Linked DNA regions of Homo sapiens: region 1 is linked to region 2. The links are chromatin loops, found by intact Hi-C in ENCODE. Cell type or tissue: ascending aorta. All regions are shown on one strand. Links, peaks and the distances in the headings refer to the core of each region. The heading gives the core; the rest is flanking DNA. Region 1 has its middle 260 kb from the start of COPS8-DT. Region 2 overlaps LOC105373948 (a long non-coding RNA gene).

Region 1 (11,611 bases), core at 1,909-9,908, 98 kb before region 2:
CGCTAAGACAGTCTCAGAAGAGATGGGGAACTTGTTGAGAACTGGAGCAAAGGTCACTCTTGCTATGCTTTAGCAAAGAAACTGGTGGCATTTTGCCACTGCCCTAGAGATCTGCGGAACTTTGAACTTGAGAGAGGTGATTTAGGATTCCTGGCAGAAAAAAATTTCTAAGCAGCAAAGCATTCAAGAGGTGACCTGGCTTTTCCTGAAAGTGTACAGTTATATGCACTCACAAAGAGATTATTTTAAATTTGAACTTATGTTTAAAAGGGAAGCAGAGCATAAAAGTTTGACAAATTAGCAGTCTAACCACGCAGTAGAAAAGAGAAACCCATTTTCTGGGGATAAATTCAAGCTTGTTGCAGAAATTTGCATAAGTAACAAGCAGCCAAATGTTAATAGCCAAGACAATGGGGAAAATGTCTCCAGGGCATGTCAGAAATCTTTGAAGCAGCACTTCCCATCACATGCCTGGAGGCTTAGGAGGGAAAAATGGTTTCATGGGCCAGGCCCAGGGCCCCACTGCTCTATGCAGCCTTGGGACTTGGTGCCCTGCATTCCAGCCACTCCAGCTCCAACCATGGCTAAAGAGGACAAGGTGCAGCTTGGGCCATGGCTTCAGAGGGTGCAAGCCCCAAGCCTTGGTGGCTTCCATGTGATGTTGGGCTTGCAGGTGTGCAGAAGACAAGAGTTGAGCTTTGAGGACCTCTGTTTAAGTTTCTGAACATGTATGGAAATGCCTTGATGCCAGGAAGAAGCCTGCTGCAGGGGTGGAGCCCTCATAGAGAACATCTGCTAGTGCAGTCCAGAAGGAAAATGTGGTGTGTGAACCTCCACACAGAGTCCCCACTGGGGCACTGCCTAGTGGAGCTGTGAGAAGGAGGCCACAATCCTCCAGAATCCAGACTGGTAGATCCACTGACAGCTTGCACCATGCACCTGGAAAAGCTGCAGGCACTCAACGCCAGCCCATGAAAGCAGCTGCAGGGACTGTACCCTGCAGAGCCACAGAATAGGGCTGCCCAGGCTGTGGGAGCCCACCCCTTGCATCAGCATGCCTGGATGTGAGACATGGAGTCAGAGGAGATTTTAGAGCTTTAAGATTTAGTGACTGTCCAGCCATGTTTCAGACTTACATGGGGCCTGTGGTCCTTTTGTTTTGGCCAATTTCTTCCATTTGGAATGGAAGCATTTACCCAGTGCCTGTACTCCCACTGTAACTTGGAAGTAACTAACTTGCTTTTGATTTTACAGGCTCATAGGCTGAAGGGGCTTGCCTTGTCTCAGATGAGATTTTGAACTTAGACTTTTGGGTTAATGCTGGAATGAGTTAAGACTTTGGGGGACTGTTGGAAAGGCATAATTATGTTTTGAAATGTGAGGACATGAGATTCGGGAGGGGCTCTCAAGAATGGGATTCAGTCCCCCAGGATGCTCAGAGCAGAGACCAAGGTCTAGAGCAAGCTTACTGGTGAGAGATTTGGAGAGGTCTGTGGATGGGTTGTTCAGGGACTCCTACCAACCAGAGGGTGGCCCTGCACATCCTCAGGGAACAAAGCAAGAACTACTGCTCAGAATCTCCAACTGCCTGTCCCAATGGTGGGTCACTTGGTGGAGCTGGGGCAGGACACTAGAACTAACAGGACTCAGGGTTGGGGAAGGGTGGGTCACCAAGACAAAAGGTCATGTATCATTTATTCATTTAAATTCCATTCATTCAAAAAGCATCTGCTCAATGCTTTCTCTGTATTGGTGCAGTTCTAAGAACTGAGCATAAGCAGAAGACTATGGCTCAGATGCCAGGAAGAGATCAAAGTCCAGCCAGAGGCCATGGAGGAAGGCAGTGTCTAACACATGGCACCTGCCTGGTAAGTGCATGCTGCTTGAGGGATGAATGAATGAAGCTCAGACTTTTCAGATGCACAAGTCCCATCACCAGCAAGGTTACTCAGGTCTTTGTTACCTTCTTTGATTCAAAGGGAAAGAGTAGCGTTTTATAAAAATACTCAATAAATGGTAAAATGAAACTTGTTACAACAGGTCATGTTCCCTGTCATGTAGTAGCTACCTACTACCTGTATAGCGATAGCCAGAAATATCAAGCTCGGCCAGAAATGCTGGTCTGTGGAGACAAGAAGAAGGCCTCCCCTGCATTTAACTCATGAATAATCACAGTTGAGGGAAACAGGAAGGGAAAAGCATTGGCCTGTGTTCACTCTGAAAATGATCACCACACAGCATTTGAGTGCATGCCCTGTGCCACGCTTTCTTCATCTCCAAAGGAAATGAGGTGGCATGAGTTGATCTCCACATACCAGCGTCAATTTATATTTTGGATTCTCCACTGAGTTCGGAAATTTCTCAATTGTTCCCAGGGCTTTCCTATTAGGTAATGTGTTTTTTTCCAGTAAGATAAGATTGGTGTTCTTCCCATCAGGTTTAACTCTGAGAAGGTAGCAGAACTACAGTGCAATGGAATCCCCATTGCATTTTGTAGCCAGGGCATCAAAAAGGACAACATCATTTCCTGAAAGAGGTTCAGGGTGAGAAATAAGTTCCTAAACCCAGTGATTTCCCACAGTGCCAAACAGGATGTAACTTGCAGCTGAGTCTGTGAACTTTTTATCTCTTGGCCCACATGAGAAGCTTAATGCCAGTGACACCATCCTTGGTCAAATTCCTTTTAGATGAGAATGGGGCAGTGAGGTAGGTCCTGACCATGAGTTTTATGTCAGTAGGAAAATGCATGCACCTGTCTGGGGTGCTGGCAGAGAGAAGCTGCTAATGGCATCTCTGTCTGGGAACATGGAGCCCTTGGTTTAGGACTTGGTGTTTAAGGGGGCATTTGTCAACCTACTGACTCATGGATCCCTGATACTAGCCAATGAAGAGATGGAGAGGACTGGGATTCCCCATCTAGTGATTCCTGCTGGTCTTAGAGCAGCAGTGGACGGGGCTCTTGCAAATCATTTGGCCCATAATTTCCATTTTATAGACAAAGAAACAGAGGTTCACAGCAGAGAGCGACTTGCCCACTGATACACATGCATGGTATAAAACTACTAGTGAAAATCTAAAGCAATTACAGGCTATATGCAGAGGGGTAGAGACTCTGGCATGCATCCTTCCATGGCCTCTGTTCACCGTGTACCCTTGGCCATCCTCAGCTCTGAAATTCCGTGACATTTGGCTCAGAATATATCTATCTCCCTACTCTTCTGACTTAGTCCTGTGTTCCTAACAGAAGAAATGAAATTCAAGTCCACAACTCCAAGACTGGAGAATTCTTTCTGAGGTTTCTGTCCTGGGGCCAGCCCTCCCCTTGTCTCTAGAACCCAGTGACTGGCAGAAAAGACAAAAATATAAATAGAAACAGTGACAATCACAGTCATTAATAACAATTAATGATAATAATAATAATTGCAATTCTCACCTACTTAGTACCTACTACGTGCCAGAGCCAGTGACTTTGAGACTGGTTATTCTATCCTCATTTCACAAATGAAAACACTGGTGCTCAGAGAGGTTAAGTGACCAGCCCCAAGTCACACTGACGGGATGGTGAGGATTTGGTCAGGTGGGAGTGATAAAGGACATTCTCTTCCCTGCTCTGAAATGGCCCATCAGGCAGAGCAGGTGCAGGAACAGGAGCAGTTCCTGCTGTACCTGTTTCAGGATTAAAGTGTAGCCTGAGACTTCAGGACACAGGAGCCTTTGGCAGAGCTGGCTGGAGGTGGTCTCTCCCTGGCTTTCAGAGATGGGCTCCCCTTCTTCCAGCCCCACAGGGAGCTTCCAATCCCACCATGAGGAGTAGGCTTCTCTTTCTAAAATGGCCCACAAAGCTCCAGGTCATCTGAGCAGCCCACCCCAGCACCCTCCTTCCTGCACATGTACCAGATGCCCCCACCTGCTCCCAGGCCTGCTTCTCCCTCACTGGGGGTCTTCAGAACAATCTGAGATGGCCCCAACCTGCTACCACTCCCACCCTTCACAGCCCACTTGGGCAGCCCCTCATCAGGAAGCTCTGGATGTGCCGCTTGGGTTAGGGGCTCTCCTTGACATGCCCCTGGATGGAGCACAGATCCCATGCAGTGAATCTGCAGCTGACCACAGCCTCTCCCCAGAGATGGTGTCTCCTAGAAGGCCCCTCCTAAGAGGGGCCATGTCTTCTTAATACCTGCATCCTTAACCCTGGCATCTTCCGGAATAACCCAGACCCTCAACCCATGTTTATTGAATTAAATAAAGAAATGAAGACAGACAGATTGGTTCGAGCGGTGTTTCTCAGCCTTTTATACTCCGTGCCCTTTTTAGTAAACATAGAAATCAGGTGCAGCCTCACCCAGCCTCACTGAAGACAGTGGGGTGCTGCACAGTTCCCCTCCCCACGCGTGCACAAGTATCTGCAGCTGTCAGCCAAGCCGTTTCTCTCAAGCTTAGTACCTGGAATCTATGTCCCCAGCACAATGTGTAACTTATCTCATTATCCAAACATTACACACAACACACTTTCTCAAAATGCATTTTGCTCCTCACCTTCAAAACTGGGATCCACTGCCTTAGGGGCCTTTGAAAACTCACTGAGTTATGGAGTTGAGTTGCAGTGACAGGTAACAATGGCTTGACTAAAGTCATGGTGATGGGAATGAAATAAGGAAACAGAATCAAGGAACACATCAGAGGAAGGACAAACAAAACTTGGCACATTTATCTCAGACTGTGCAACAGGCAGAGCCTAAGAGGGAAGCTGAGGCTTCTCACTCACCTCTCCCAGTCCCTTCCCTGATGGAGAGCCAGGCGTCATCAGCCACTATACATGGCAAGGCGAGGGAACAGAAGAGACCCTCAGCAGTAATCCATGGAGAGGGAAGAAAGAAGGGTGAAGTCCAGTCGACTCTGGGGGACACCAACCTTCAAGTCCCCCATGAGACAGCTGGCCACGCTTTGGGAGAGAGGCAGGAATCTCTCTGCATTTTTAGTCTAAGAAGAGAAGAGATATAGGAAAGCTGACCCTGTCCATAAAGGCTTGAGAATCTCACAAGTCAAATGACGATGTCAAGTCAAGTGGTACAAGAGACCTAGACTTCCTGGGGGCCATGAGAAGCCTGTGAGATGACGTGAATCTGAACTGGAAGAGCAGCCCTGCATTCTCTGGGCTCTAGTGGAGTCTGCAAGTTCAGTGGAGGGCCTTAGTATGATGGAAAGCACGTTTTTCTCACCAACAGAGAATGTGAGTGCAATAAAATGAGATCACAAGCAATCTTCAAGACTTCACCATTTTCTTCCATTTGTGGCAATAGAGAACTTCTAAAAATATCCATTTCACATAAGCAATGTAAAAATAACAACTTAAAAACAGTCATGCCAATGGATGGAGATTTTCCTGGGAAAATAAATCCCATGTGCTGAAATACAAATAAATAAATGAATAAATATGATTAATTCTGTGAAAGCACTATGGTTCTCCAGCCTCCAGGAATCACTGGCCTGTTGGGGTAGCCACCCCATAGGCATGGCTTCTTTCTTCCTCTATGGGTTTTTAATGGTCATTCACAAACTTTTCTGGGCGGTCTTTGCACTATGCCGAGTTCTAGAGGTGCAGAGCGGAATGAAACAGAGGCCTGTCCTCAGGGAACGCTGTAAACACACAGTTGTCCTGTAACATGGCAAGGCCCAAAAGAACCAATTCTCCCAGGATATGACAGAGGAAGGGAAAGAGCTTTCAACAGATAATTTTAAAACAATAATACCTAGAAAAATAACTTGCTTAGATTACCTTATACCGTATGCCAAAATACACTCTAGGTGGATTGAAGAGGGACATATTTAATCATCTATCTTTAAAAAAAAAAATCAGCAGGACTACAAGAAAACAAAAATCAAATACCCAATTTCTGGAGTAGACTGGACCTTCTAAATTTCAAGGCAGTAGAATAAGTCACCAAGAAAAAAATTGTCCGGATAATAACTTTAAATGCCAATACATTAAAAATACGACATAATTTTTTAAACATAATTTTTATAGCAAATGGAATGCAAAACACAACTGTAGCAAAGATGCAGGCAGAGGGCTCATTTCACAGCAAATTACCAACGTTCTTCCAACCCCAAGGGTTGGGGGTTATGAACCAGGAATTCACAAAAGGAAATGCAATTAGTAAACAAATACTTGGGAAAATTTCCTGCAGCATTAAGGATGGAATAAATACAATTAAAATAATTACATACCATTTTGACCTATCAAGTTAACAAAGTTTAAAAAAATAAACATTGTTGCCAGAGAAGGTATATAAACATGGTCTTGTAGGTTGCCAGTGCGATGTTTATTCGGAGGTCTGAAACCATCTGTGGGGACAGAGCAAGTACTCTAACTTTGGGGAATCCTAAGTTAATAAAAACAAATACTGTAAAACCTTCAGAGAGAAAGATTTTCATCACAATATATACTTAATAATAATGACAAACTGAAAATATTGTAAGCACCTCCCAAAGAGACAGAACAGTTAAGGAAACACAGTGTTTTGCAAAAGCAATTATTATATTTTAAAAGAGTCTAACATTACAAAAAAAATTTCTGGGCTGGGCACGGTGGCTCATGCCTGTAATCTCAGCACTTTGGGAGGCCGAGGCAGGTAGATCACAAGGTCAGGAGTTCGAGACCAGCCTAGCCAAGATGGTGAAACCCTGTCTCTACTAAAAATAAAAAAAAATTAGCCGGGCGTGGTGGCAGGCACCTGTAATCCCAGCTACTCGGGAGGCTGAGCCAGAGAATTGCTTGAACCTCGGAGGCGGAGGTTGCAGTGAGCCAAGATCGCACCACTGCACTCCAGCCTGGGCAACAGAGTGAGATTCCGTTTCAAAAAAAAAAAAAAAATTCTGATATGATGTCAAAGGGAAAAAGCAGAGCATAATACTAAACAGATAGGATGAACCAGACCATAACAAAAACACTTACACGGAGCTTCTAGAAAGAAATGTACCCCGATGGGATTGGGATTACTTTTCATTTCACTCTCCTTGCCTGTATTTTACAGGTGTGCTTTAACAAGTATGTCAGTGGTTTTCAAATTTTAATGTGTATGAGTATCATTTATGTACTCCCTAAAATGAGGATTCCCTGGCACAGATTATCTGATCCTCAAGATCTGGGGTCTGAGTTTTTGTTAGCATTCCAGGAGATGAGAACGTCTGCAGTTCCAAAACCAATCCTCTGTCATCAACTGGATGTCCTACCATTCAATTCCATTCTGACACTAACTAGCCAGAATAAGCTCAGACCCTACAGGGTAAGGGCAAAGTCCTTCAGCTCTGACACTAACTGCCTGGAGTTCCTATTGGGTCCCAAGCTCAGACCCCGTGAGTTAAGGGCAAAGTCCTTCAGTTCTGACACTAACTGCCTGGAGTTTGTATCAGATCCCATAAATTAAAGAGCAAGTCCCCAACAAGACTGCCCTTCCTTAAGAAGCCCTCTGCAAATGGGGTCCCCAGGCTACTTGCATTTCTGTCTGACTTCGCTACAAATTTGGGGGTTCTCAAGATCCTCACCTTAGGTTTATTAATTCTGTAGAACAATTCAGAACTCAAGAAAGCACTATACTTACAATTACAGTTTTATTTTAAAGGATGCAGATGGACAGTCAGAGGAAGGGATACACAGGGCAAGGTCTTGAGGGTCCAGGTGGTTGGCACAGATCTTCCCGACTTTTCCCTGTGGAATCGGGTCCATCATGCTCCCAAGAACCATCAATCACTATGGTTCTTTAGGCTCCAGGAATAGTGTCCTTCAGCTCTAACACTAACTGCCTGGAGTTTGTATCAGCATGTGGACCTGTTCACCAAACAGGAAGCTTCCTTAGGCTTTGGCATTCAGAGCTCTTATTTGGAGTTTTGTTATCTAGGCACAATTGATTAAGTTATTGACTATGTGATTAAACTCCATCTTCTGCCTCCTTCCCTTCCCCAGAGGTCAGGGCATGGGGCTGAAAGTTCCAAAACTCTGGTTAGGTTCTTGGTTCTTGGTCTTTTTGTCCTGGCTATGGCCAGCCCCTCCCATGAAACTATCTAAGGTCCCGCCTCATTAGCATCCATTCAGGCGAGGTCAACAGAGGTTTCATTCGAATAACAAAGGACACTCCTATCACTTAGGAAATACCAAGGTTTATTGAAGCTTTGTGCCAGGAACTGGGAGCTGGGAACAAAGACCAGACATATTATTCATTATATCACATTGTTTTATGTCTATGCATCATACTTAAAAAATATTAGAGTGTGTATTATTTTAACATGAAAAATATGAGATCATGCATCATTTTAATCTTTAAAGTAAGTTTAAGGTTATCAATGGGGAAAGTGTTTGGAGATGTTAGAGGCCAGGGCAATGAAAAATATTAGATCATGCATTATTTTAATCTTTAAAGTAAGTTTAAAGTTATCAGTGGGGAAAGTGTTTGGAGATGTTAGAGGCCAGGGCAATGGGGCTCCTCATGGAAGAGATCTTTGAGCTGGGTCTGGAATGGCACTAGGGTCTCATCAGGCGAGCTATTTGGTGGGGTAAGTGGATGGGAGGGACAAGTGTATGGTAAAGATAGAAATTGGAATGTATGTTGCATTTTTGGAAGAACCAGTTTAGTCCCTGGTAGTTAGAGTTTAAGTCTGCATGGGGAAGAAATTATTCTAAAAATAATAATAATTTGGTATCAGGTTGTGACAAACCACATTTGAAATACTAGAGGCGCCTAACTTTGTCCTTCAGGTTACTCACGTTAGTGTTTTATGAACTATAGGTGGCATGGCTGATGAATAGAATAGCAATACTGGGGGCATTACACGGATTAAGAGGAACTATTGTTTTGTGAAGTTTGTTTCTGTTCTAGGTGTATGTTTACGGGAGGTGAATGTGTGTGTTTGAACACCTGGTGGGGTATTGTGATATAATAAGTAATATATATATTTGGTCAGCATTCCTGATTCCTGGCCAGAGCTTCTAAAATCCTTATAATTTCCAAAGCAACTGGAGCCATAAAGGTTAAACAAACATTTTTTAGCCAAGTGAGATGGCGGGCACCTGTAATCCCAGCTACCTGGGAGGCTGAGGCTGAAGGATCACTTGGGGCCCGAGTGTGAGACTAGCCTGGGCAACCAAGCTAGACTCTGTCTCTAAAACAAACCCAGAAAAGCAAACATCTTTTGTTATTCATGACAAGCCCCCTTCAAACACCCTCATGTTAAAGAGGGGACTTTTGGAAAGGCCCTAAGGATGGGGCTGGTTGCCAGGGGAAGCAACCCTGTGATTAGAGTTGGAACTTTCTGCCCTACTCCCTGACCTCCTTGGCAGGGAATAACTGGAGACTGACTCAGTCGACAATGGGCAATGAATTAATCAATCATGCCAGCTTAATGAAGCCTCCACAAAACTCCAAAAGGACAGGGTTCAGAGAGCTTCCAGCCTGTTGCGAACACAGGGACAGGGGCCCACCAGAGCGGGCGTGGATTCTCCACATCCCTCCCCCACATCTTGCCCAGTGCATCTCTCCCATCCGCTCTCCCTGAGCTGCATTCTTTTCTATTAAACTGGTAAGTTAGTAAATGAACTGTTTTCTTAAGTCCTGTGAAGTGTTCTAGCAAATCATTGAACGTGAAAGGGAGATCATGGGGACCTCCAATTTACAGCCTTGGTCAGAGGCACAGGAGACAGTCTGGTCTCGTTCCTGGCATCTGAGGAGGGGGCAGTGTTGTAGGACTGAGCCCTTAGCTTACGGGGTCTGACCCTGACTCTGGTCATATAGGATCAGAACCGAATTGAATTGTAAGACACCCAGTTGATGTCCTCCAAGAATAGGAGAACTGATTGGAGTGTTAAGAAAACCCACACATTTGGTGTTGGAAGTGAAGTGCTGTGTGTGAGTAGAGAGGAAACAGGTTTTCCTTTTACGTGGGTTCCGCAGATAGATTGAAAATGGCAAGCTTCCCCCATTGACACTGTGGCTTCCTCCACTGAAAATGGCAAGCTTCCCCCACTGACATTGTGGCTTCCCCCACTGACACTGTGGCTTCCCTCCAGGAGCTGGGAGCTGCACAAGAGTGCATGTCCGCACGTGTGCCCTGAAACTAGGGAGATGTGCGGGAAAAGGCGCAAAAGCAATTGCAGGAATCAGATGATGGCCTAGGGCACTGGCAGGGGGCTACAAAGAAAGGGCCTGCATGGGGATATATTTGGGAATTATGTTGACATTGACAGGGAGGTGTCTGCCTGAAGCTGGTATGAGTCTAAGATCTGCAGAAGAAACACAGGGAGGGTTGGGGGGAGGTCACAAATGACGGTTTAGCCACATGGACTGTAGAAGACCTCCCAGATGTACTATCAGGTATAGACGTGGATTCTGCCAAAGCCCTACAAGTGCCAAATCAGATGAAGAGTGCGAGGACAGACACTGCCGCCCACCAGGGCTTCAAAGAAGGAGAGGAAGCCACTAGGAAGACCCCAGAAAGGGGGTTCTGGGTAGAGGCAAGAGCTGTGCGTGCAGCCACAAGCCTGCTCTCCCCTCTGAACCCATGGGAATGCACCCGGAATCTCAATCACAAAGCTGTAAAATTACCTAAGCTCGGAAACTGAGACTATAAATCAGTGATTTCCCAGACTCTGGAAAGAATTCCCACTCAACGCTACCTGAACAGAGCTAGTAGGAGCCGACGTGGTTAAAATCACATAGAACTGATTCAAGTGGAGAGAGACTGATGCTGGAATGGAAGAGATTCGAAATGGGCTTCAGTATGAATAAGACCTTGATAGCTACAGAGAATGCAGCCCAGCCAGGAAACCAGGGGAATGTTTACCAAAAAGCACCCGGAGAGCTGGCTCTTTGGTTAAATAAGTAAATAAGATTACATCTTCACTTTAACTATACCCAACAAATTTAGGTGAATCAATGAGTTAACAACAAATTCCAAAGTATATGAATATTGTTCTAATCTCTGTCTAAAGAAGGGCCTACTATAAGCAAATAAACCACTTACACAAATTATTTTAAATATCAACAAAGGTGAAAGCCAAATCAAGAGAATGCATTACAGAAAGGAGTAGCCAACACTGTGTAAACCACATCTGATCACTGGGGTGCAATTGGAACTGAGTCTGGGAGAAGAGGCAAGATTTAGACAGGTGTGGCTTGGGAAGGGAGTTCCAGGTGGCCCGGACAGCATGAGGCCTGGCAAGAGGACAGCCAGGCCTTGGGTTCGCCTGGCTTAATTATCAAGTTACAAAAGTCCTACATAAACAAAGGCCACCTGGATAAGTGGCACAGCCGGCCTAACCTCATCTCCTTATGACTGTCAATATTGACATTTGTAGACTCTTTGAAAACAAATTTAATTACTCAAGCAAATAATATCCTCCATGCAGGAAAGTAGGTTCAATCCAAATATCTGATTCATGATATTTACTTTGTTAGAGAGAATTGCCACTTTGAGAAAATAAGCCCTTGATATTTTTAATTGCTTGCATGCAGATTTGGTTTTCTAATTATTTTCTCCTTCATCAAACACAACCAAAGAGCAGCCTTTTGCATATTGCATCCAAGAGAGGCAAGATACCTTCAAAGAAAGATTTCTCCCG
Region 2 (11,611 bases), core at 1,862-9,861:
GGAGAGGGAAGCCCAGCTACCAGCAGTCCTTGTCCCTGCCAGTCCTCATCCTCACCTACAGTAGCAGGAACCAAAAGGCTGGGGAACTGATCCTCAGCAGGTTCCCCGTCACCACTCACACAACCCTCAAGGTCAGAGCATGGCAGGAGAGGCATCCACTCCATCCTCACTCACTAAAGCCAAGCCCCAGCCTGGGGGTGCCCAGCAGCTGCTCTGTGCCAAGGGTCCCAGTGCAGGGGTCAGAGCCCAGTGTCCACTCCATACCCTAGGCTTCAGGGTGCATTTGTTGTCCTGTTTCACTTGTTTTCCTGCCCATCACGAGGTTACCCTTAAATCCTGCTGAAAGCACAGGAGTTCAAAATAATACCCTTGCCTTTCTTTTGTGCATATATATATTTTTTTACTCTTTTAGAGCAAATAAATATTACTAAAGTTTGCAATTAGATATTTTCCTTACAGCACAGACTTGGATTCCTTTAAGTGTTGGGGTCTCAATAGCCCCTTGGACTTCTCATCTTTGGGCTACTGGGCCTAACACACTTTGGCCCTTAGAGGAGATGCTGTAGTTGTGTGTGTGTTTGTTTTGTTTATTCTTAAAAGCAGCTTTATTGAGATTCATATGCATACCCTACAATTCACCCAATACACTTTTAAAGTGTACAGTTCAATGGGTTTTTGGCATATTTGCAGATAAGTTTCATCATCACCACCATTAATTTAGAGCACTTTCAACACCTCAAAAAGAAATCCTGAACCCTTCAATTATCAACACCTTACCCCTCTTAAGCAACCACTAACCTCTTTCTCTGGAGATTTGCCTATTCTGGACATTGCATATAAATGGAATCATGGAATATGCAGTCTTTAGTGACTGGCTTCTTTCACTTAGCATAATGCTTGCAAGGTTCATTCATACGGTAGATTTATCAGTACTTTATCCCTTTTTATGGCTGAATAGTATCCCATTGAATGGATATAACGTGCTTTATGTATCTATTCATCAGGTGTAGACATTTGGGTTTTTTATACTTTATGTCCATTATGAATAATGCTGTCATAACATTTATATACAAGTTTTTGTGTAGATCTGTTTTCATTTCTCTTGGATATAACACCCAGGAGTGGAATGAATGGGTCACATAGTAATTCTGTGTTTAATCATTTGAGGAACTTCCAGACTGTTTTTCAAAGTGGCTGCACCATTTTCTATTCCCTCCAGCAGTGTATGAGGGTTCCGATTTCTCCAGGTCTTTGCAAACACCTGTCACCATCTGACATATCGATGTGTTTTGAGTGATGTCCTAGGGATATCTAAGGATAGGAGAGTCCCACAGAACATGAGAAGTGAGCTCAGACTCCAAGGTGGGGATCACTATCCATAACTCACAGCCTTCCCTGCAGATTCCACCAGCCATATCCCATCGGTAGCTTCCCAGATTCCTACTGCCCATTCATCCCTTCCTCAGCTTCTTTCCTTGGATCCCAGTTCACGCTTTGGCGCTTCCTGCTTTTGAAAGCTCCTGTGTGTATCTGACTCTGGTCAGTCCTGACATTGCCCTCAACAGCACACTGCAGATGTGGGCACACACACACAGCCCACACGACTAACCAGCAAGGTGGGCTTCCCCCCAGCCACCCCCTGCCCTGCCACATACACACCCACCAGTGGAGAAGGCAGGAACAATGCTAAAACCCAGCAAATGCTTTCATCTGAACAGGCATCAGCTCTGTACTGGGCTGAGTCTGAGTGGATAGAAGAGGATGAGAGAAGAAAGTTGCAGGGCTCTGCTGACAAAGCACAGGTGAGACTTTCCATCCATGGTGATGTCAGCTGGTGGGGGCAAGGCAGGCGGGGCTCTCAGGCTGTATTCATTCCTGTTTAGCCACCTTGGTGAAAGTTCACGGATAATGCTGATTGAATTATTTTGCAAAAGGAATTCAAACTTTCTGGATTTTACTATCAACTTGAACTGTGTATCATGTTTCCCCTTTTAAAAAGCATTACTGCTGATAGGATTCTTTTAATGGAATTATCATTGACCTCTGGTTCAGTTAGACTGTTTGTATGAACTTTCAACAAAGTTACAAAGGAGCGTTGCCCGGCACCCTCACACGTGGCCCCACAGTGACCAGGGCCACCTGCAACCGGGCTGCCCTAGCAAAGGGAGGAATCTGGAAACAAAGAAAATGGTCCTAATCCTTGAGAAAATTGGACCACAGCCTTTCCCAAGGAATATCCTTCAGAGCAGTAATTCCATAGGCCGGCGATAGGTAGTGAGTAACCAAGAGCCCGGTGCTCAAGCAGGCGTATAAATCACTGATTAAACACAACTTAAGTAGGTTTATTTACAGCAGCTTTTTTTTCTTTTAGTTTTTAATACTACAATGTGAATTACGAATCTCCAGGAGGAGAATATAATATGCGCTGTTTCCGAAGCTCATCTGACTACAAACTGTGTTTTAAAGAATGTCTGGTAGGACTGCGTTTTCATGGAACACATTTTAACACTAAATTACATATTAGTAATACAAACTGGAGACAATGAAATTTCATGACACTTTCCAAATGAGAAGATAGAGTCTGTCCTTCTTGTGCTTGGATCTCAGCCTAGCTGCTCTGTTCTGCCTGTGTAGTGACTGTATAATATATAACATATTTGATGTAATTCTATTGCTTGAAGAATATTGATGCCCTGATTTTGTAAACTTCATAAGGCATCATTGTACAGATACAGCGTTTTGTGTCAAATACCATGCTTTGTAAAGAAACAAGTTTCTTCTCCATCATGCAGTTTAGAGTGTTCTTCCCCATTCCCGGGACTTCTGCAAATGCCATTCAGAGTGGGAACATAGGAAAGCAACATTGTCACCTCACGGTGCAATCACAGCCTTTAGGTGTCATTCCCAGGAGGGTAGGATGAGTAACTGACAAGAAACGTGAGAAGCTTCATTTTCTTAGTAGAGAGCAGCAGGCAAAGCTATGGCTCTCAATGCTAATTTTCTGGGTGGCCACAACAGACCAGTTCCCGTGGGTCCCAGCCTATCAGGAGAATGGCTTCCAGAGTTGACCAACCCACAGACATCCATGGGAAATGCATGGAAACCTGTCAAATTAATGAAATTGATAGATGACACAAAACTGGGAAGAAAGACCAATGTACTATGTGACTGTATTCGTTTCCTTGGATGTTGTAACAAAGTACCACAAAGGGGTAGCTCAAAGCAACGGAAATTTACGCTCCCACAGTTCCAGGTGACAGAAGTCTGAAATCAAGGTGTCTGCAGGGCCACCTCCCTCTGAAGGCTCTAGGGGAGGATCCTTTCCTGCCTCTTCCTGGTGTCTGGGGGCTGCCAGGAATCCTTGGCATTCCTTGTCTGGCAGCTCCATCACTCCAATTTCTGCCTCTGTCATCACGTGGTATCAACACCTCCTGAGTGTCTCTGTCTCTGTGTCCACACTTCCCTCTTATTTTTATTTTTTATTTTTTTGAGACGGAGTCTCACTCTGTTGCCCAGGCTGGAGTGCAGTGGCATGTTCTCGGCTCACTGCAAGCTCCGCCTCCTGGGTTCGAGCAATTCTCTGCCTCAGCCTCCCGAGTAGCTGGGATTACAGGTGCCCACCACCACGCCCAGCTAATTTTTGTATTTTTAGAAGAGACGGGGTTTCACCATCTTGGCCGGGCTGGTCTTGAACTCCTGACCTCGTGATCCACTCACCTCGGCCTCCCAAAGTGCTGGGATTATAGGCATGAGCCACCACGCCCAGCCCCATACTTCCCTCTTCTTATAAGGATACCAGTCATTGGAATAGGGCCCACCCTGTTCTGGTATAACCTCATCTTAACTTGATGACATCCACAAAGACCCTATTTCCAAATAAGGTCACATTCACAGGTACACAGTTGAAGGTGGAACATGTATTTTTGGGGGACATAACTCAGTACAATGACCAAGGGAAAGTCTAGAAACATCTTGATAACTGGAGCGAAGAATAAATGTAGAGAAAGACATTCAATAGTGATCATTAAAAAATGTGCACTTGGGTTCAGACATACACTTAAATGTGTACAGAGTGAAAAAGATGTGACTGAGAGAGGCATGCACGTGAGAAAACTTAGGCACCTTCACAGACTGCAGAGCTGCTAGGGACTGAGCCATCTCCTGCTGGTTAACGATGCCCTGAGCATGATGTCTGGATCACCTCAGCTCCATTACAGAAAATCCAAATCCAAAGTGCCAGGTTTAGCTACAAACACGAGGCCTTAAGGACACTAGTAGACTGAAGGAGGTTCAAAGAGCATGTCCAGGAAAAGTTCAAAATCCACCATACATGAGAAGCCATGGAAAGAAAAGATGGTGAGAAGCAGAAGGGGAAAACCCAAGACTTCAGGAGAACGAGAGAACCATCTTCAAATACTTACAGGGCAGCCGTACAGAGCAGGGTGTGGACCAATTTCCTGTGCCTGCAGATTTAGGGTCAATGACAACAGGGGGCTGTATGGGGGGCTTCAAAATACATTCCAATTTGGAGGCTGTTGAAATAGAAGAGCCTCATATGGGAATTCATGTAGAGAGGGCCTCCACGCCCAAAAGCCTGGCATTGTCCTTGATTCAGGAAAGAATAAAACTTGGAGACTGGAATTGGGAAGGCTTCCTGCCTTACTCAGAGAAGGCTCTCGGCACTGCTGTCTCACAATGCTGGACTCACGCCTTCCATCCCTGGGGCTCAGGGCTGCAAATTCAGCTGAAATAATGAGGACACTTTCCCCCAATCTGAAAAGTGGCAGGGGAGGAGGGAGTAAGGAGCCCAGGGAGAAGATTTCCAAATACATGCAAATACATGCACACAGAAATACATAAATAATAAGTTGTATCTGCCTGAAAGTTACCACCTACCTCTTATTTGTTGGACATATTGGGATTCTGGGTAAGATGTTGGTTTGTTGCTTACATTTTTAAAAAACCATTGAGTCCTAGAGAAATGAACTAAATCTAACCATATGCAGCACAGTAGGATATTAAATACGTGAATGAGAAAAATACTAAAAAGTGAATGAATGGGTTAGGGAGTAAGAGAGTGAGGGAATCCCTTCCTCTGCAGGTTGCGATGGTCCCATCGTGCACCTGAAGATGGCAACTAAAGAGAAAAGGTGTCGTTTGAATCTCTGGGCCCACATAGAACCTGCCCAAAGCAACGTGGGGCTAAAGTGTTCCCTGCCATGAACTCTGGCTTAGACAGGTGGACTCCCAGGAAGGGAGGCCAGGTAACCACCAGGAAGTCACTAGCCACTTTGAGTCACTGGCTGCCACATAAGACATCCTTGGGTAGACTTCAGTGCATTTAAGGCTGGAAACTTACTCTCATGCATTATTTCTTGTAATGTCATTTACTTGTTCTCTTTAAACTTTTTTAACTCTCTGCCCCTTTCCCTCTTGTGGCATCTCTTCCAGGCAATGCAACAGAGCTTCTATTTCCTGGCAGATGGACCATGAGCCTGGGCCAGAGAATCTGGTGCTGAGCTGCTGCAGTCAGCTGAGCTGCTTACGTAACCTGAAGGCTCTCCTGGGAGGACCATGCTGTGAAAGGCAGCTCTGGTTTGCTTCCCCTCAGATAATGTTTATATGGCCTTTTGGTCAGAGAAGAAGCAAAGATAATCCCCCTGACCCTCAGGTTGAGGAGACACAGATCGGCCTTTGCTGAGGGTAGCACAGCAAATGAGGATGCATCTCCCAGCAGGTGACGTGCCCGGTCCTGTGACTCATGCCCTTTATCCCAGTAAGTGATCTGGCTCTGGTAAAGTGCCCTAGGGAGCCTTGCCTGGACAAGGAGCACCTCGTGATAGTCTGCCCTGTGCAACCCGCTGCTGTTTCTGACGAGGTTAAGCTGGATTCAAATGCTAGGTGACAGGACCTTGCCTTGCACGATGGTTTCTTACCCCACAATATTCATCTCAGGGGTGAGCAGGCTAGCAACATTCTTGGATGACATGGCCATTCTGGTGAGATGGTAAATGCCTGGGGCCTGGACTCTGAAGATCTTCACGAGGTCACTCCCGCATGACTGTCCTGAATAGGCAAAGCAGTCTGCCTGATGTAGCCACCCCACTTTCTAGGGTCAATGACCCATCTGCGGCTCCCAGCCTGGGAGTCCTAGATGCTTAGATTAGGTTCTTTTTCTCTCTTAGGGTCAAATGCAAACAAAAATGCTGTGAGACGCAGGACATCAGGGGCATCCCAGGGCCTGAATATTCTTACTCTGACCAGAGCCGGCTCCGGGCAGCTGTCAGCCATGCCTTAAAAATCAGAAGTCTGCACACTTTTTCCGTAAAGGGCCAGGTATTAAATCTTTCAGGTTCATGGGCCACATGTGGTCTCAGATGCAACTACCCAGCACTGCCATTGTGGCATGGAAGCAGCCATAGAGACTTTGTAAATGAATGGGCACGGTGGCATTCCAATAAAACTTCATTTACAAAAACAAGCCATGGGCTGGATTTGGACTATGAGTTATACTTTGCCAACACCTGGTTTAAATTAAATCTGAACTTCCCTCGGAGGTGGACATATTCCCCCTTCTAAGTTCTCTCTTTTTTTTTTTTTTTTTTTTGAGACAGAGGCTTGCTCTGTCACCCAGGATGGAGTGCAGTGGCAAAATCTCAGCTCACTGCAAATTCTGCCTCCCAAGTTCAAGAGATTCTCCTGCCTCTTGAGTAGCTGGGATTACAGGCACCCGCAACCATGCCTGGCTGATTTTTGTATTTTTACTAGAGACAGGGTTTCACCATGTTGGCCAGGCTGGTCTCAAACTCCTGACCTCAAGTGATCCGCCCGCCTCAGCCTCCCAAAGTGCTGGGATTACAGGCGTGAGCCACGGTGCCTGGCCTTGCCTTCCATTACTAACCACTTGCCTGAAATGCTATTGAAATACACCTCTTAGTGGGTGTTTGGATTTGTGGTGCACAGGGGCTGCCAGATCGAATACAGGACACCCAATTAAAATTGAATTTCAGAGAAACAGCCCAGTGGCTATTTTTAGTTTAAGTGTGTCCCTTATACTAAAACACTATTGGTTATGTATCTGAAATTCACATTTAACTGGGCTCCTATCTTTGTAATTTGCTGAATCTGTCAGCCCTGGGTGCATTAACTCTGGCTTGGGAGGTTGTGTGCAGCCAGCACAGGGACTGAAAGGGCCTGAGGATGACCCGGGGGACTTGTTCTCTCTTAGGAAGCCTCAGCGCAGATTTAGCAGGACCAATAATGGGAAGGAAGAATTGTCAAGGTGGGAGAGTGGCTGGGCATACAGCTCCTGTGACTTCACGGGACAGTGCCCGGGGATGTGAGCCAGGCCACCGAGCTGAGCTGGCAGCCCCAGGTGACCCAGAGAACTCCAGCCGGCCTGCTGTGACCCCAGCCTTCCCTGCCGCAGAGAGAAGCCAGGTCCGTCTTCCAGACTCACAGTCCACCAGCAGTTTCTGAGGTCAAAGATTGTAATCTCATCGAAGCAACGGCCTCCTTGTCACAACATTGTTACCCTCTGCTGTTTTCGTAAGAAAAAAAAAAAAAGCTGTAGATGCACTCACCATTTATCCCCATCCTTCTCCATTAATGATCAGCCTAATTATTTCAATGTGCTGCATTGGTGGTTTGGAATGTAATAGTTAAAACCTAATGAATTATTAATATGCGGATAAACGATGTTTAATGCTCAGTGATACATTTCATAAGTATAAAAACTAACTTTTAAACTTTTAGAACATTACTGGAGGCTGTTATTCCTTCTCTGTTTCAGTTAGGGAAGCTGAGGCACTGGGAAATCCAAGATCATGCATTGGTGGACTCTGTGGGGAAAACAGGATTGGAACTCAAGGAATCTAACACACCACCCTCAAAAAACAATCTAAAGCATATTTATAATGTTTTTCAATTTAATATCCTCTTTCTGATAGTTCGTTTTGACCATATTTGCTTCTTTTATTTTAGACAATTTTGAAAATGGAAAATAAAGGGAAAACAACTGCCACCAAGGGTAAAGTTGTTTAACTTTGTGATATGTTGCTTTCTAGAGTGTTTTCCCCACACAGGTATATATACATACATACAAACACTCATAGACATGTGTGCCTCTATGTGTTTATATACCTAAACTCTTGTTAAATATATTTATTTAACAAAATTGAGAGATTCTTCTCTTCCCTGTTAAGATACGCGATCTGCGCCCAGCTTAATATTCGGGAAATGGTTCTCATTACAGAAATGGTACGCTATGATTGCACGGTTCCACAAGGCTGCCACGACAAAGCCAGGGTTTAGAAAAGTTTGAGGTTTACACATGCTCCCCAGACACCAAGCAGCATCATCCACTCAGCATTTGAGACAAAGCGCAGTAGAAACGCATTGCCCCAGCCCATGGGCTTCTGCCCATCTCGGAGATTCCAGCAGCTTTGAGACGCCTCGTCCAGGCAGGTGGGAAAGGAGCAGAGCAGGCCTTGAGTGGGTCTGCCAAGATCCTGCAGGTGGAAATCTGTCTCTGAGCCTGCAACAAGTCCTCCCTGCACTGAGGCCAGCACGTGCTGAGGGAGCAACAATCCAGGCCCTGGCTACCCATCCTGCCACCTCTCCCGCCCACCAGCTGCAGCTCCTTCCTAGCCCTGGTTCCAATCCGTCCCCAGGGGTTTGTTTTTCTTCCAGTTCCAAGTCCTTCTCAGATTTTGACAATGAGGAGCAGGTGCTGCCTTCTGCCCACTTGCTGCACAGACCCTCACATCCTGTCCTCTTTCTCCAGGGCAGTGGGACTCCACGGAAGTTACTCAGAAAGAAACAGCACACAACTGTCTTTTGCAAACGCCCTCTGTTCACAAAGGCCGCAGGGACTGTGTATACCTGTTTATCCTCATCCTGGTGTCATAGGCCAAAGGTCACAGCAGAACAACCAGGCCATGCGCTGCCCAGGGACACAGAGAAGTGCCAATTCCTGTGCTTCTGTCGCCTTTTATTCCTGAATTCACCATTGCTGATGACAAGTTCAAAGTAGGCACCACAACAAATGGGGTGGGTGGGAGAGGAAAGGAAAGAAAACAAAGAAGAAAGAAAACAAAAACCGGCTGGGAGTGGAGAAACCGTTTAACTATTAAGTGCTTGCCTAGGCCAGTGACGCAAAACAGAAATCTACGAAAGATCGGGAGGGCCATGGTCAGTCACTCATTTATTTATTCCACCTTTCACCGGACACTGTGTGATCTCTAACTCGCCCCAAATGTACATGGGCATTGAGCCAAGCTTCTCAGGGAGGGGAACGAACTGCCTCTCATGCAGGATCCGGTGTCAGGGAGAGGGAGACCCTCACATAGGGGACAATGGCACCGGGCAGCCAAGACATGAAAAGGCAGGTGGGGTGACAGCAGTGAGGTAGGGGATGCCCCAGAGACCCGTCCCACCCTGGACACCGCCCAGCATCGAGCCAAACCCTTGGAAGAGAGAACACGGCCCAGCTTGGATCCAGGTAGCTGAGGTTAGAATCTCTCTCTGGGACTTGCTAGTTGTGGAAACTAGAGCAAGTTCCTTGGATCCTCAGGACACTGGCGTGCACACGTGTAAAGTGAGTATCAGTTGCACTGCATGAAAATATCATCTAAAGCTCCTTGCACATAGTAGATGCTCAGCAAATATTACTTTCCTTCTCTGTGCTCTCTTTTCCCCAAGCTTTGGCGACTCTACCCTTTTTTTATTTTTACTTTTTGAGATGGGTTCTCACTCTGTCACCCAGGCTGTAGTGAAGAGACGTTGATCCTCCCAACTAGCTGGGACTGCAGGCATGCACCACCACGCCCAGCTAACTTTTAAAATTTTTAGTAGAGACAGAGTCTCGCTCTGTCACACAGGCTGGCGAGCAATGGTGTGATCACCGCTCATGGCAGCCTCCATCACCTGGGCTCAAGCGATCCTCCCACCTCAGCCGCTAGAGTAGCTGGAAGTACGGGTGCCTGCCACCATGCCTGGCTAATTTTTTAATTTTTTGTAAAGACAGATTCTCGCTATGTTGCCCAGGTTGGTCTCAAAATTCTGGGCTCAATCCATCCTCCTGCCTCAGCCTCCCAAGTGTTGGGATTACAGGCCTGAGCCACCGTGTGCAGCCTCAACCCATTTGCTTTTCCAGTTTTTCAGCATTGACAATTTTCCCTTTGTTCCTTGCTTAAATTCTAATTCAGGGTTGAAAAAAAACAGTTGTGTGTGGGCCGGGGGCAGTGGCTCACGCCTGTAATCTCAACATTTTGGGAGGCCAAGGCGGGCAGATTACTTCAGGTCAGGAGTTTGAGACCATACTGGCCAACATGGTGAAACCCCATCTCCAATAAAAATACAAAAATTTGCCAGGCGTGGCGGTGGGTGCCTGTAATTCCAGCCACTCGGGAGGCTGAGGCAGGGGAATCATTTGAACCCAAGAGGCGGAGGTTGCAGTGAGCCAAGATAGTGCCACTGCACTTCAGCCTGGGTAACAGAGCGAGACTCTGTCAAAAACACAAACAAACAAACAAAACAACAAAAAACAGTTGTTTGGAGGGAACCTCAGACACATGACTGACAGCAACTGGTCCTGGACAGAAACCTCACCACCAAGGGATCAGCTCCGTTTCTGCTCCATCTCACCATCACGTTTCCCCACAGTGCAGCCACACAGAGCTGCGGGCACAGTCCCCAGCTCTCGGGCACCAGGCTGTGCGAGGTGACACTCTCCTATGGCAGGTCCATGCACTGTCCACCCTCCTCTGTCCCCAGGAGGGAGCTACATGGTACTCAGGGGCCCAAGAACCCTCAACCTGATAAAGAGAAATGTCTTTCTCAGCAGACGTCGTCCCCCGTCACCTTCACTGTCGCTAAGCATAGAGGGCCTTCGCTCCTGCCATCCTCTTTCTCCTGCATGTGTATTTGATGCCATCATTGAGACACAGCATGTACTTTTGTGATGGGATCCTGAAAGAGGGGAGCGAGTGTGGGGACAAGGAAAATTATGTCAGGAGGAAGAGCTGCAGGGCCGTCCGATTTGCTGACTAGACAATAAATCTCTATATCGTTCATTTCATAGACAAAGTCTGGAACAAATCGCAATATTTAATGCACAATTATAGCTTCAATAAATTGTTCCCAGATGGCTCAGGAAAACAGCCTTAAGCGGAAGCAAGAAATGATCAGATTTTAATGATTGTTTGTTTCCTGTGTCTTGTTTCCGTCATAAATTCTAATTGAATCTGTGGTTCAAGAAGTGTGTCGGCATGCGTGTGCATAGACGTGTGTGAGGCATTAGGTGCACGTGTATATTCAACACATATAAATGCACATGTAATGAGCATATGAGGGCATCACGGTATGTACACGCGTATATTTATTCAGTGTGATTCGTATACTAGGCATTGTGCTAAGTTATCTGTATCATTATATTCTTCACGTTTATGCAAGATGATATTCTTCCCATTTTACAAATAAGAAAACTGAGTCTAAGAGAGACAAGTAAGCCACTCGTCCAAGGTCACCCAAAAAAGGAGTGATGGAGGCAGTAAGTGAACCCACCTCTGTGTGACCCACAGGCCTTTGTCCTTCACACTGGCCACATCGT

The links. A loop is a pair of places that touch in the nucleus more often than their neighbours do. Peaks named below come from ENCODE experiments on the same cell type or tissue, not always from the same donor. Only the 100,000 strongest peaks of a DNase experiment are listed, where the experiment ranks them.
Region 1: a loop joins it to region 2, with 2.0 times the contacts of the local background. A loop is called at or near these places in 4 of 110 quality-filtered maps.

The regions. Positions count from the first base shown.
Region 1 is chr2:236,824,696-236,836,306 of GRCh38, reverse strand. No RefSeq gene overlaps it. Among named protein-coding and RNA genes, the nearest start is that of COPS8-DT, 260 kb to the left of the region's middle. In ascending aorta, for the core only: no CTCF peak of the experiment used is centred there; a DNase peak (open chromatin) is centred at 5,114; H3K27ac peaks cover 2,331 bases.
Region 2 is chr2:236,726,393-236,738,003 of GRCh38, reverse strand. LOC105373948 (a long non-coding RNA gene) reads left to right here. Exons shown (of 6, transcript XR_924022.2): 4 at 2,372-2,474; 5 at 5,452-5,737; 6 at 6,186-6,481. Among named protein-coding and RNA genes, the nearest start is that of ACKR3, 160 kb to the right of the region's middle. In ascending aorta, for the core only: no CTCF peak of the experiment used is centred there; DNase peaks (open chromatin) are centred at 5,523 and 5,803; H3K27ac peaks cover 1,536 bases.